2 separate regions of the Homo sapiens genome follow, and region 2 is linked to region 1. The links are chromatin contacts, found by Hi-C or POLR2A ChIA-PET in ENCODE. All regions are on one chromosome and are shown on one strand. The core of a region is the stretch at or near the end of the contact, and the rest is flanking DNA. Distances in the headings are between cores, read along the strand shown.

Region 1 (3,318 bases), core at 553-3,052:
GCTTTTCCCACTGCGCGGTTACAATTTTTCCTCTTGCAACGAATAAGCCAACTATGGGGAGATACTTTAAGCTACGTACATAAGCTGCTTCTGTCAAACTTTCCCCCTAGAATTAGCATTCATTGATAATTCTTGCCCAAACCAACTTTTACTCTGATGGTTGCAAAATAGTTATTTTCATGGGGGGAGGGGGGAGGAATAGCTTTAGGAGATATACCTAATGCTAAATGACGAGTTAATGGGTGCAGCACACCAGCATGGCACATGTATTCATATGTAACTAACCTGCACATTGTGCCCATGTACCCTAAAACTTAAAGTATAATAATAATAAAATAAAATTTTAAAAAATAGTTATTTTCCAACTCCATCAGCTCCCTCCACATTTATTAATTGGCATTCTCCCTTCTCCTTCATTCATTTAATTAATTAATTAATTAATTATCTATGTATTATCAGTGTGGAGTCATGGATTCCTATGTTTTCAATGGTTCATAATTCATTCCTGGTCATCTCCGCTGGGGGCACCAACCAGATAAAGTATACCTGTCTTATATGTTACAAATATTTTTTCACAGTTTGTCATTTCTCTCTCAAATTTAGTGTATGTTAATTTCTTCACTCAAGTTTTTCATATAGTCAGATTTATTAATATTTCCCTTTACATCTGGCTTAGAGATCTCTTCCCTACTCCAAGATCATAAACAAAACAAAAATTCCATGATTTCTTCTTTTGAGACAGAGTCTCGCTCTGTCACCCAGGCTACAGTGCCATGGCACCATCTCAGCTCACTGCAGCTTCAACTTCCCGAGCTCAAGCAATCTTCCCACTTCAGCCTCCTAAGTAGTTGGACTACAGGTGTGAGCCATCTTGCTGGGCTAATTTTTAAATTTTTTGTAGAGACGGGGGGGGGGGGGGGTCTCACCATGTTGCCCAGGCTGGTCTCGAACTCCTGGTCTCCTATCGCAGCCTCCCAAAGTGCTGAGATTACAAGCATGAGCCACTGCGCCGGGTTTCATGATTTCTTTCACTACTTTTATGATTTCACCTTTAATATTAAAATATTTAATACATTTGGAATTTTGGTGTAAGAAGTGTAGAGATTCCACTTTCACCCCAGCTGATTAGTCATTTGTTTGTATAAAATTCATTCATTCAATAATCCACCACACACACACACACACACATATTTTCGTTATGTTCTATATTTCTTGTTATATCTTTTTTTCCTATTGAATCTTGATGCATCTTTTATTAGAACCACGGAGCCACAGAACTCCGATTCTCGGCAATGTGAGGTATCAGGCTATGACCTAAGGCTTGCAAGCAGAACTACCGCCAATCTGGCCTCTCTGGGGTTCCCTTCCTCCTGCAAGGTTGCACCAAGCGGCAGTTCGGGGAAATAGGGCCTTCAATTACCCAGTGTGTATCTCTTGAGTGTCTGTTAAATAATGGGGGGCAGGGCGGGGAGGAGGGGGAGAGGGAGGCTGTGCCTCAGTCTTTGTTAGCCAGGCAGAGCGTTTATTTTCCAGGGGTTGTTTCCTTTATCTTCATCCTAACATTCAAACTTGACTTGAGTTTTAGCGCGCCCCCGCCCTACCTCCTCCCAAAGCCCTTATTTGCCCATCCTTGCCTACAAGCTCAGAACGAGCAGGCAATGGAATGGATGTCGTGGGAGCAGGCGGTTGAGATGCCAGTGTTTGGAGGCTAAGGACTGGGGGCTGTGAGCGAGGACCTTCCCGCGTTTGCTCCGCGCCCCCGCAGTTTCCTCCGCGCCCACTAGAAGGCGCCGGGGCGCTCGCATTCCCCGCGCGGAGCCGAAGCAGCCGCAACGAGCCGGGAGCTGAGCCGCGCTGCGCTGCGGTGCGAAGAGCCGGGCGGCGGCCAGAGCCCTCCCCGCGCTGCCAGTGGGACGCGGAGCCAGGGATCCCCGGCTTTGCCCCGGGGCTGGGGTGCAACAGACTCTTAACTTGGTCCTCGCGCCCCGCCAACCGCCCCCGGGCAGGAAACGCCCAGAACCACCACCGCGCCGCGCTCCACAAAAGCCCCGGGAGTTCCAAGACGGGAGGGATCGGGCGCGCTCCAGAGGCAGGAGGGTCCCCCACACCCTCAGGCTCATGCCCAGCTCCCCCATCGGGCAGCCCCCAGCCCCATGAGGACCCTCAGGCCGGGGCGAGAGCCCGGCACAGCCCGGACCGAAATTTTGCCGCTGCCTTAGAGCGTTAGACAGGTCAGTGCCCGGGGGTGGGTGGGGGTGGGATTGGTTGGTGAGGGGAGGAGGAGGAGGCGGGAGGAGGCGGGAGGAGGCGCGCTTCCCGGTCCACTCTGTCCCCCGCGCCGCTTGCCGAGGCCACTCATCGGGTCACCTCCGCCGGGGGCGCCCGCCAGCACGGGCATGATTCTGCATTTTTTCCTGACAGGCTAGGTGTGGAGCCGCCCTCCGCAGCCCACCCCGGCCCAGGTGATGCTCAGACTGAGGAGTCGGGGGCGCGCCGGCCAGGGCGGGCGGCGGGCTTGGGGACTGCCACTGCCCTGATAGAGCGGGGCTTTTCCGCTTACGCACGGCCGCGTCGAAACCGCGGCATCCAAATGTCTTCAGCATTAAGATGCCAGGCCTCGGGTGTGTGAGGAAACCGAGATGCAGGAGAGGGCGAGAAGAAAGGAGGCCGGGAGACCCTGGGGCCTGGGAAGTGAGGGGAGGGGTACCGGGAAAACCGCGGCTGGCAGTGCAAACCCTAGCGCGATGTGTGGAGTGGAGAGCGCTCTTGGGAGCCGGCAGGAGCCTCTGAGGACGCGGGGGCCAAGGGCCCCATCCCTTGCCCTCCCTTCTTCCCTCCCTTTCTCACTCCCCACCCTACCCCCACCTAGGATGTGGCTGGGCCGCCGGGCCCTGTGCGCTCTGGTCCTTCTGCTCGCCTGCGCCTCGCTGGGGCTCCTGTACGCGAGCACCCGGGACGCGCCCGGCCTCCGGCTACCTCTTGCGCCGTGGGCGCCCCCGCAAAGCCCCCGCAGGCCCGAGCTGCCAGATCTTGCTCCTGAGCCCCGCTACGCACACATCCCGGTCAGGATCAAGGAGCAAGTAGTGGGGTGAGTGCCGACCGCGGCGGCGCAGCGCAGCGCTCGCTGGGGGTGGTCTGGGGGCTTTTGTTTTCTCCACTGCTGGGCTCAGATGCCTGCATTCTCCTAACGGGCTGTGTGGAGTGAAGTGGGAGGTGGAAGTGGGAGGCTGCTGAGGCTTGGGCTGGGGAAAATCTGTTCTCCCTGAACCTTGCCATGGGGATAAGGATGGGGATGGGCGTGGGAGGTTGTGCAGTCAA
Region 2 (3,318 bases), core at 590-3,089, 150 kb before region 1:
ATTACAGGCATGAGCCACCACGCCCAGCCAAAAAAAGTTTAAAATTTTAAAAACAGAAAAAAGCTCACAGAAAAAGTGCATAAAGAAAAATATTTTGGTACAGCTGTACAATATGTGTTTTATGCTGTTATTACAAAAGAGTCCAAAAATTTAAAACATGTTAAAAGTTTATAAAATAAAAATGTTACATTAAACTAAGGTTAACTTATTATCACAGAAAAAAATTTCTTATAAATGTAATGTAGCTTATGTGTACTGTGCTTTAACGTCTACTATAGTGCACCATAGTGTCCTAAGGCAGGCCTTCATATTCACTCACCACTCACTGACTCACCCAGAGCAACTTCCAGTCCTGCAAGCTCCATACATGATAAGTTCCCTATGGAGATGTATCGTTTTTTATCTTTTATGCCTATTTACTGTACTTTTTCTATGTTTAGATACACAATACTTACCACTGTGTTACAACTGCCTACAGTATTCAGTCCAGTAACATTTTGTAACGGTTTGTAGCCTAGGAGCAGCTGGCAATTCCATATAGCCCAGGTTGTAGTACAATATACCATCTAGGTTTGTGTAGGTACTCTATGATGTGCATAAGCCAAAATCTCCTAACGACGCCATTTCTCAGAATGTATCTTCCTATTAAGAGACGCATGACCGTACAGGCAAAAACTACACAACTCTGAAAGATTAAGATGTCTAAAGTCAGCCGGGCGCGGTGGCTCACTCCTGTAATCCCACCACTCTGGGAAGCCGAGGCGGGCGGATCACCTGAGGCCAGGAGTTCGAGACCAGCCTGGCCGACACGGCGAAACCCCATCTCTACTAAAAATACAAAAAAAAATAAAAAATAAAAAATAAAATAGCCGGGTGTCGTGGCGCACGCCTGTAATCCCAACTACTCAGGAGGCTGAGGCAGGAGAATCGCTTGAACCCGGGAGGCGGAGGTTGCAGTGAGCCAACATCGTGCCATTGCACGCCGGCCTGGGCCACAGAGCAAGACTCCGTCTGAAAAAAAAAAAAAAAGTCTAAAGTCAGACAGTGTGGGGGCCCCACAATTTGACTCCTGAACAATCTGACTCCAAAGCTCACACAAACCCTTTCAGCTCCAGGCAACAAGAAACACCGTAACAGTCTGGTTTGTTAATCCTGGGATACTCAACTGCTTTCAAATAAGACAAAGTCAAGGCCAAGGTTGTCATTTAAGCCAGATTTCCACTTAGGACTGTGCCATTATGGTCACTGAAGAGCAGTCTAACTTTATGCTCCCCAGCGTGACCGCCCCAAGAGTCTGAGGTCGAGCTCTAGTACTCCGCCCTGCACCCCTCCACACACACACCTGTTTGAGGTCCCCGCCACAAGTCTCCAGAGCTTTCTTGCAATTTACAAAGGAGTAGCCTGTTTTCCGCCGCAGCTTCATGAGGAGCTCCTTGCTGGAGGCCGAGGCAGACAGACGGGGCCCAGCATAAAATGTGTGCCTTGGCTGGGGCGACTGACGCAGAAGAGACCCAGCCTAGATGAGATAAGAAAGGGATGAGGAGCAGGAAGCAGCAAACTCCAGAGGGTGAAGGGTACACGGGCAGGGAAGCGACCTTAGGGAGCGGACAGTGTGCAAAGGGGGGTGCACCGGGGCTGGACTGGGCAGAGGCAATGCTGTCGGGGAAGGTGAGATGGAGTCAAACGAGGTTGGGAGGAAGGGAAAGGTACAGGCGCACAGGAGAGCTGCAGGGACAGCAGGTCGGTACCAGCACCAGGACTTCTCACCGGGTAGCTCCCGGTCCGCGCGACCAGAAACACGCGCAGCGACCGCAGCAGCGACATCTCTCTAGCCGCGATAAACACCCTCCGGCGGGCGCACTGGTGAGGCAACAAACCTACGGCGCGGCGGAAGGGCCAGAATTCTCCAGCGGAACGCACCAAACGAGTATGGTGCCACCTGCTGGCCGGAGGAACACAGTCCTCGCCTCTACTTGATTTCTTGAGACGACACATTTCATACGGGAATTACCCCCCACCTCCCACCCCAGGTAAAATAACAGAAACCAAGAAATAAAGTCGTCACAAAACAACAACACAAGAAATGTGGGTAACATTTTATGTTTATTTTCAATGCGCATTTATATTCATTATCCATTTATGACTCACAACAAACTTGTGTGGTTGGTGAATGGGTTCGAGAATTTGTCCAAGGTCACCTAGGAAGGCAGGGGTGGAATCCATTAAACAAAGCGAGTAAATATTTATTGAATGAGCACAATATCTGTTGAACACCTGTTGTGTGCCAGGAACTGTGTTAGGCTTCAGGGGTTTAGACAGGAGTAAACCACAGCCCTACCCTCCAAGGTAATTTAATGGTGAGAAAATGAGAATCACAAATGTCCATGCAAGACAAATTAAGGTCCCATAAGATGAACCTTATGGGTCTCAGGGAGAAAGAAATCACATTCAAGCAAGAGGCTCAGGAAAGAGGCAAAGAATAATGAAGATTTTGACAGGTGGCAATAGCCTTTCAGGCAGAGGATTATCATAAAGAGTGTGAAAGAAGTCAGAAAACTTTAGTGTGGTTTTAGAGAACAAAGAGTACATCTTTTGTAATTTGGCCAGAGGTCCAATACACGTAGCAAAGGAGTAGGAAATGCAATAGGAAGGTAATTTTGGATCACATGGACACAGACTAAGTACCAAGCAGAGGAGCTTGTTCTTGCTTCTACAGGAAGTGAAAGCTAATCAGAGCTAATTTTGGAAGATCACAAGAGTTTGCGGAATGGACTGAAGGAGAAAGCATGGAAGCAGGGAGTCCAGAGAAGGTGACTATGTGCCTAAGCAGTAAGTAAAGAGAGCCCCAACCAGAAGTACCAATGTGGGAAGAGAAAAGAGGTTAAGGCAAAACACATTAGGAACTGTGTTAGGCTTCAGGGGATTAGAGATTAGGAAGGAAGGACTGATGAAGCTAAAGAAAAATCAAAGATGAAAAGAACTTAGTACTAGGTACAGTATTCTTCTGCACACAATGATGTTCCGTGATCAAGGCTCTAACTCTGGAAAGCATGAAGAAATACAGTCCAAAGGACAGCTCTGCAGCCTTAGCTTCAGAGCTAGGAGGACTTGACCCAGTTAGAGCCATGGTTCCACTAGACTCTATCTCTAAAAAGCAGGAAATGGGTGGTTTGAGGCTTCTTCCTTCTCAGCTCCTGAGTAAAAGTTGGGTTCTTGCACAATAGATTTTTAAGGCTTAATTCTTTCTTAAAAAAAAAAAAAAATCCTAGGCTAGCACAGTGGGCCATGCCTGCAATCCCAGCACTTTGGGAGGCAAGG

What was found. A loop is a pair of places that touch in the nucleus more often than their neighbours do. ChIA-PET counts read pairs that join two places held with the same protein, here RNA polymerase II (POLR2A). Pooled maps may share reads with other maps.
Region 2: a pooled map shows a loop between it and region 1 (2.1-fold over the local background). The contact joins the promoter of TSFM here to the promoter of B4GALNT1 in region 1. A Hi-C loop is called at or near these places in 2 of 50 pooled maps. POLR2A ChIA-PET finds 5 or more read pairs at or near these places in 3 of 52 experiments (A673, K562 and naive thymus-derived CD4-positive, alpha-beta T cell).

Annotation. Positions count from the first base shown.
Region 1 is chr12:57,631,685-57,635,002 of GRCh38, reverse strand. It overlaps B4GALNT1 (beta-1,4-N-acetyl-galactosaminyltransferase 1), which reads left to right and starts at 1,802. Exons shown (of 11, transcript NM_001478.5): 1 at 1,802-2,231; 2 at 2,870-3,088. The coding sequence starts at 2,871. RefSeq lists a silencer at 1,769-2,068 and an enhancer at 1,611-2,572.
Region 2 is chr12:57,781,308-57,784,625 of GRCh38, reverse strand. It overlaps TSFM (Ts translation elongation factor, mitochondrial), which reads right to left and starts at 1,839. Exons shown (of 6, transcript NM_005726.6): 1 at 1,768-1,839; 2 at 1,343-1,516. The coding sequence starts at 1,824. EEF1AKMT3 (EEF1A lysine methyltransferase 3) reads right to left here. Exons shown (of 3, transcript NM_015433.3): 3 at 2,085-3,318. RefSeq lists enhancers at 1,786-1,855, 1,209-2,078.